Regions from separate parts of the Homo sapiens genome. Here region 2 is linked to region 1. The links are chromatin contacts, found by Hi-C or POLR2A ChIA-PET in ENCODE. All regions are on one chromosome and are shown on one strand. Each heading gives the region's core, a stretch centred on a gene start or an enhancer-like site at or near the end of the contact. The rest is flanking DNA. Distances are from core to core; before and after follow the strand shown. Region 1 holds the start of KDM2B-DT (KDM2B divergent transcript). Region 2 holds the start of ANAPC5 (anaphase promoting complex subunit 5).

Region 1 (2,880 bases), core at 97-2,596:
CGGCCAATACGATGCTGATAGTGACATCGTATCTCCTGGTGGGGAAGCCACGTCCTCCCCACAGGTCTGTCTGATAGCCTGGGGACCATATGGGAGCACAGCAATCATTCAGATTCATAATTTCTCTGAGCTTCAGTTTCCCTATCTGCAAAATGACCTGCTCCAAGTATCCCACAGGGTTATGGCAGAAATAAAATGTCAGGCTCAAAGCCTGCTATCTACAATGTCCCTTTATCGTCTCCCTCTTGCCATGTCATTTTATCAGCATCTTTACCCGCAAGATCAGGCCTAGCAGGGCGCCACAGCTGGGGCTGGAGGAATGTTTAGGGCTAGCTTTTCTCAAGCCAAGTCGACCTGACTGTTGCTCATGATGGGAGGACAAGACAACCCAGGACCAGTGCTGGGGTAGTCAAAAACACTAGTAAGTGGACAGGGACCTAATGACACCCATGTATGTACGGAGGGTGCCGATACCTCCGCTAAGAAGCCCTGTAGGGGCTTCATCAAGGGCACTAGAGTTCCCCCCACCTATCCCAGAGCACCATGCACCTTTCCACCGACTTGTCTTCTATAAACTACCAACAAGGGCTTACCCTTCGCTCCTGTGCGGGCTGCGTTAGGAGGCGCCAGATCCAATTCTCTGCGTCTTTCGCTCCTGAGCATCTATCTGCTCCCCTTGCCGAGCGCAAGAACCTTTAAAAAATGTCCAACTTCTGTTTCAGGGCTGGTCGCCTAGTAAAGGAGTCCACAGAGGCGGGCAGAATGAATGAATGAAAGGCAACGTCTTCCGGTCAGCTGCGGACTGCAAAGGCTCTGGTCTGGCTGTATTTCCTGTACGTGTGTGTGTCCACATCTTTGAGTGCCGGGAGTTTAAAAGTTAGGCAGTCCTTATAGGTATGGAAGCCGAGCTAATTTCCTTCTGAGCCCCCCAAATGCCTCCTCCACATGGCGGGTCCGCAAATGGGGGGATCTGCAGAGGATCACCCCCCACGAAAAAGACATGCAGCAGAAAAGCAAAAAAAGAAAACAGTTATATATACAAAATGCTTTGAATTTGAGTCGGCCACACAGGTAATGTTGGGGGAGGGGTGGATGAAAGAAGAGGAAGAGGGGTAGCCCTGGGCAATGAGGGCAGGAACGGAGGTGGGGGGTCGTTTTTGGGGGTGCCAGGCCCCGGGGGCTTTCACGCCAGCATGCTCGGCTTGCATTTCCGCGCCTCCCGCTGAGGCCAGCCGTGCAAATCTGCACCTCCCTCCCCGCCCCCTCCTCCTTCCCTCCCTCCCTGCCCCGCCATCTCCGGGATGCGCCCGCCGCCTGCAACTCGGCCCTCCAAAAGTCAGCTCTGCACACAACTCCCGGGCGGCGGCGGCGCCTGCGTGCAGAGGCGCACTCGTGACCCAACAACAAAACAGCGATGCCACGGCGCTAACGGCGCCCGGTGCCTCCCGGGCTCCCTCCCCGCCCCATACCTCCTCGGGCCGCCGCCCCCACCCCCCCAAGCCCGGGCCGAGAGCCCCCCCAAATAGCCCGGCCGCGGGCTCCGAGCGCGATCGGCAACAATGTTTACGTTCCGGGGATTATGACGTCGACGCCTCCCCCCCCCCACAACTGCTGAAAATGGTTTCCTAGGACTTTGCAAACGGATCTGCCTAAGTGTTGGTGCAAAACTTTGTAGATCTCGGCTCTGGCTTGCTTTATTTATTTATTTTTTGGTTTGTTTTCTTTGGTCTTCCCTCCTTCCCCCCTCGGCCAAAATGCAGGGGGCAGGAGTGTTGACAATTAATTGGTGAACTCTCCTAAAAAAATGGAGGCAGAGAAAGACTCTGGAAGAAGATTGGTGTGTAGCTTTTTTTTTTTTTTTTTTTTTCCAAATCTGTATCTGGCATATGATAGATCTTTTTTTTTTTTTTTTTGGTTGTTTCTCGCTGCCTTTTCTTTCCTTTTCTGTATTTTGCAAGAGGACCGGGAAAAAAATATAATAAATTGCATGCAAAAGGAAGCAAGCTGCTTACTCCTCCAGCCCCTTGTGAGGCTTAGAGTCTCAGACACTTAAGTGGGGAGGTGGTATCGGGGAAAGGCGTGGAGGGGGGCTGAGCGGGCTCGGGGTTCGCCCGGAATCTGGGGGGCTGAGGGGCCGGGCGCTGGGCGGTGGAGGGAGGAGGCAGGGGGATGCGGGGAGTGGTGGGGGAGTCTCCTTAGGAAGTGAGTGTGCGCGCGCGCTTGTGGGGAGATGAGGCAGCTGCTGGTGCGTTTTGGGGTCTCCGATCCGAGCTTTGTGGCGGGCCGTCTGCCTCTCCCCCTTCCAAGCCCCGATTCTCCTCCCCCCACCTCCTCTTCTTGCACTGGCGGGCGGGCGGCGGGGGCGGCTGGGGTCTCAGCCCTTCCATTTCAGCTTTCCAGCTTCCCCGGTAGCTCGGGGGCGGCTCCAGCTTTAGAAATGCCGCCGGCCCCCGGTTCCGGCTTCCCGGCTCTGCCGCCGCGGCCGCTGGGGCTGCTGTTACCGCCGAGCCGGGCGCCGCAGCGGCTCCTCCTGGGGCCTACATTTGCCCCGCCAGCCCGTGTCCGGAGCCCCCTTCGCGGGTTACATAACCAGGCTCCCGGCCGAGTGGGCGAAGCCCAGCACATTTCGGGGGCGGGGGGCAGGGGAGGGTCCCCAGATGTCCCTTCAGTGCTTCCGAAGACACCGGAGGGGAGTACCCCGCGTAGAGCGCAGCTGGACCCTCGGGGTGCGGGCCCCTCTCCTTGTCCTGCTTTTCAGCATCTTTGGCAATTGCGCAAAGTTGCTTGGGTTGCAATGGTGGGGTGCAGGGGGCGCTCGGCTGCTGCACCTGTTAGTGCTGGGCCCAGGTTGAGAGGCGACCTCCAGCCCCCACAATAATG
Region 2 (2,744 bases), core at 168-2,667, 230 kb after region 1:
TGAGCGTGCCACTGCAGTCCAGCCTCGGTAGCAGAATGAGAGAGAGAGAAAGTATAATTTAAACAAACATAAAAATGGGCACAAGGCAGGCCGGGCGCGGTGGCTCACGCCTGTAATCCCAGCACTTTGGGAGGCCGAGGCGGGAGGATCACGAGGTCAGGAGATTGAGACCATCCTGGCTAACACGGTGACACCCCGTCTCTACTAAAAATACAAAAAATTAGCCGGGCGTGGTGGCCGATGCCTGTAGTCCCAGCTACTCGGTAGGCTGAAGCAGGAGAATGGCGTGAACCAGGGAGGTAGAGCTTGCAGTGAGCAGAGATCGCGCCACTGCACTCCAGCCTGGGCGACAGAGGAGACTCCGTCTCAAAACAAAACAAAACAAAACAAAAGGCACAAGGCACAGTGTGTGCATGTGGATAGCCAAAGTTGAATGGTATGTGGTTTTTCTTTCAAGGGACATAAAGACTAATAGGGATACCAGATCATTAATAATAATTCAGGGTATAGAGAACTAAGTGTCTTGGGAGAGGTACAGATGAACGGAAGGGGAATTGTGAAAAATCAGGTTCAAAATGTTGGCTGGGGATTGCTTTTGGAGGGCTTTGAAATGCAGAGTATAGATTTTGTAGTTTATTAGGTAGGAAACTGACTCAGCACATGGAGGTGATGTTGCTAATGTTCTATTTCACGTAAGGATACACGACCACTGGCAACCTGATCTGGCTGTCTGCAAATGGCATTTGTGAAACGCTGAAGAAAAATCTCATGTTCCTATCTTTAAAAAGACAGAGTTAAACTCCTAAACATTTGAGTTTAAAAGTAACATAATAAATACATACTTTAAGGGTGCAAATTTAATTTCGGTACTTTTAAACACAATCATTTAAACATTCTATTTGAACTATTTTCAAATTACATGAACAAGCCAGGCGCGCTGCCTGTAGTCCCAGCTTCTCGGGAAGGCGGGAGGATCGCTCGAGCCCAGGATTTGGGAGGGTGCAGTGCTCTTTGAGGGCGTCTACGAATAACCACTGCCCTCCAGTCTTGGTAACATAGCGAGATATCGTCTCAAACAACAACAACGACAACCACCACCACCACCACCAACAACAACAACCAACAACAAAAAAACCACTTTGGGAGCTCCTCAGTCCCTTCAGCCCCGACCCCAAGCATCGACTTCCCCTCCCATCCGGTCCCTGTCCACGTAGCCTGGGAACCTGCTCCCACTCGGCAAAAGTTTCTGTAGGGAGTCAGTCTTTTGGTGCACCCCTCCCCGCACTCTTGTACATTCTGACTGGCTGTCGCTCTCCCATGTGCTCTGACAGACTGCTCTGATTGGTTAACAAATGCCGCGAGCACGCGGATGTCTGTTTCCTGGGATATTGTGAGGGCGGGCGGAGATGTAGACCCGGTAGTGTTGTGCCTTGTGGTGACAACTGGCGGCAGCGCGCCGCGGGCCCGAGACTTAGTCTCGGGCCGCCATGGCCAGCGTCCACGAGAGCCTCTACTTCAATCCCATGATGACCAATGGGGTTGTGCACGCCAATGTGTTCGGCATCAAGGACTGGGTGACGCCGTACAAGATCGCGGTGCTGGTGCTGCTGAACGAGATGAGCCGCACAGGCGAGGGCGCCGTCAGCCTCATGGAGCGGCGGAGGCTCAACCAGCTGCTCCTGCCCCTGCTGCAGGTGAGAGGCGCCCGCTGGCTCCTGCTCGTGCAGCAAACTTTTACTGAGCATCTGCTCTGTGCGGAACCCTGGGCTTGGGGACACTCGTGTCCATCAGATACTCTCCCTGCCTGGAGGAACGTGAAGAAATAAAGATAGCTACTACCGGTAGCTAACACGTACTGAGCGTTTACGGTGGGCCAGGCGCTTTACATGCATTTTTTTTTTTTGCAAGTTCATGTCTGGCTCCAGTATTTATTAGCTGAGAGTTAGAGTCTCAGATCCTGTATCTTCTTTAAAATGGGGCTATACAATAGAGCGTTGGAGACACAGGGATAAGTCATACAGGCTCCCTATCCTAGAGGACCGTAATAAACAGTAAAAATGCCATAAAACCGGGCCGGGCGCAGTGGCTCACGCCTATAATCTCCGCACTTTGGGAGGGTAAGGCGGGTGGATCACGAGGTCAGGAGTTCGAGACCAGCCTGACCAACGTAGTGAAACCCCGTCTCTACTAAAAACACAAAAAATTAGCTGGACGTGGTGGCGGGCACCTGTAATTTCAGCTACTCGGGAGGCTGAGGCAGGAGAATCGCTAGAACCTGGGAAGCGGAGGTTGCAGTGAGCCGAGATCGCGCCACTGCACTCCAGCTTGGGCGACAGTGCAAGACTCCGTTTCAAAAAAAAAAAAGGCATAAAGCCAAGGACGAGCACTGATTGAATACTTAACTGTGTGCTAAGCACTTTACTTAAAATTTGTTTTAAATTATTATTATTTTTTTGAGACAGGGTCTCGCTTTGTCGCCCAGGCTGGAGTGCAGTAGTGTGATCGCGGCTCACTGCAGCCTCGACCTCTCAGGCTCAGGTGATCCTCCCACCTCAGCCTCCCAAGTAGCTGGGAGTACAGGCGCGGGTCACTACGCCCAGCTAATTTTTTTGCATTTTTTGTAGAGACGGGATTTTGCCATGTTACCCAGGCTGGCCGGGAACTCCTGGACTCAAGCAATCCTCCCGTCTGGTCTCCCAGAGTATTGGGATTACAGGAGTGAGCCACTGCGCCCGGCCGTCATG

What was found. A loop is a pair of places that touch in the nucleus more often than their neighbours do. ChIA-PET counts read pairs that join two places held with the same protein, here RNA polymerase II (POLR2A). Pooled maps may share reads with other maps.
Region 2: a loop to region 1 is called in a pooled map, with 4 times the contacts of the local background. The contact joins the promoter of ANAPC5 here to the promoter of KDM2B-DT in region 1. A Hi-C loop is called at or near these places in 12 of 50 pooled maps. POLR2A ChIA-PET finds 5 or more read pairs at or near these places in 2 of 52 experiments (WTC11 and activated T-cell).

What each region holds. Positions count from the first base shown.
Region 1 is chr12:121,578,977-121,581,856 of GRCh38, reverse strand. It overlaps KDM2B-DT (KDM2B divergent transcript), which reads right to left and starts at 1,346. Exons shown (of 4, transcript NR_183427.1): 1 at 594-1,346. It overlaps KDM2B (lysine demethylase 2B), which reads left to right and starts at 834. Exons shown (of 23, transcript NM_032590.5): 1 at 834-1,071. The coding sequence starts at 946. RefSeq lists silencers at 1,114-1,163, 1,244-1,553, 2,713-2,792 and an enhancer at 609-1,544.
Region 2 is chr12:121,351,084-121,353,827 of GRCh38, reverse strand. ANAPC5 (anaphase promoting complex subunit 5) reads left to right here and starts at 1,417. Exons shown (of 17, transcript NM_016237.5): 1 at 1,417-1,694. The coding sequence starts at 1,488. RefSeq lists enhancers at 1-314, 315-990, 1,415-1,674, 1,667-2,342.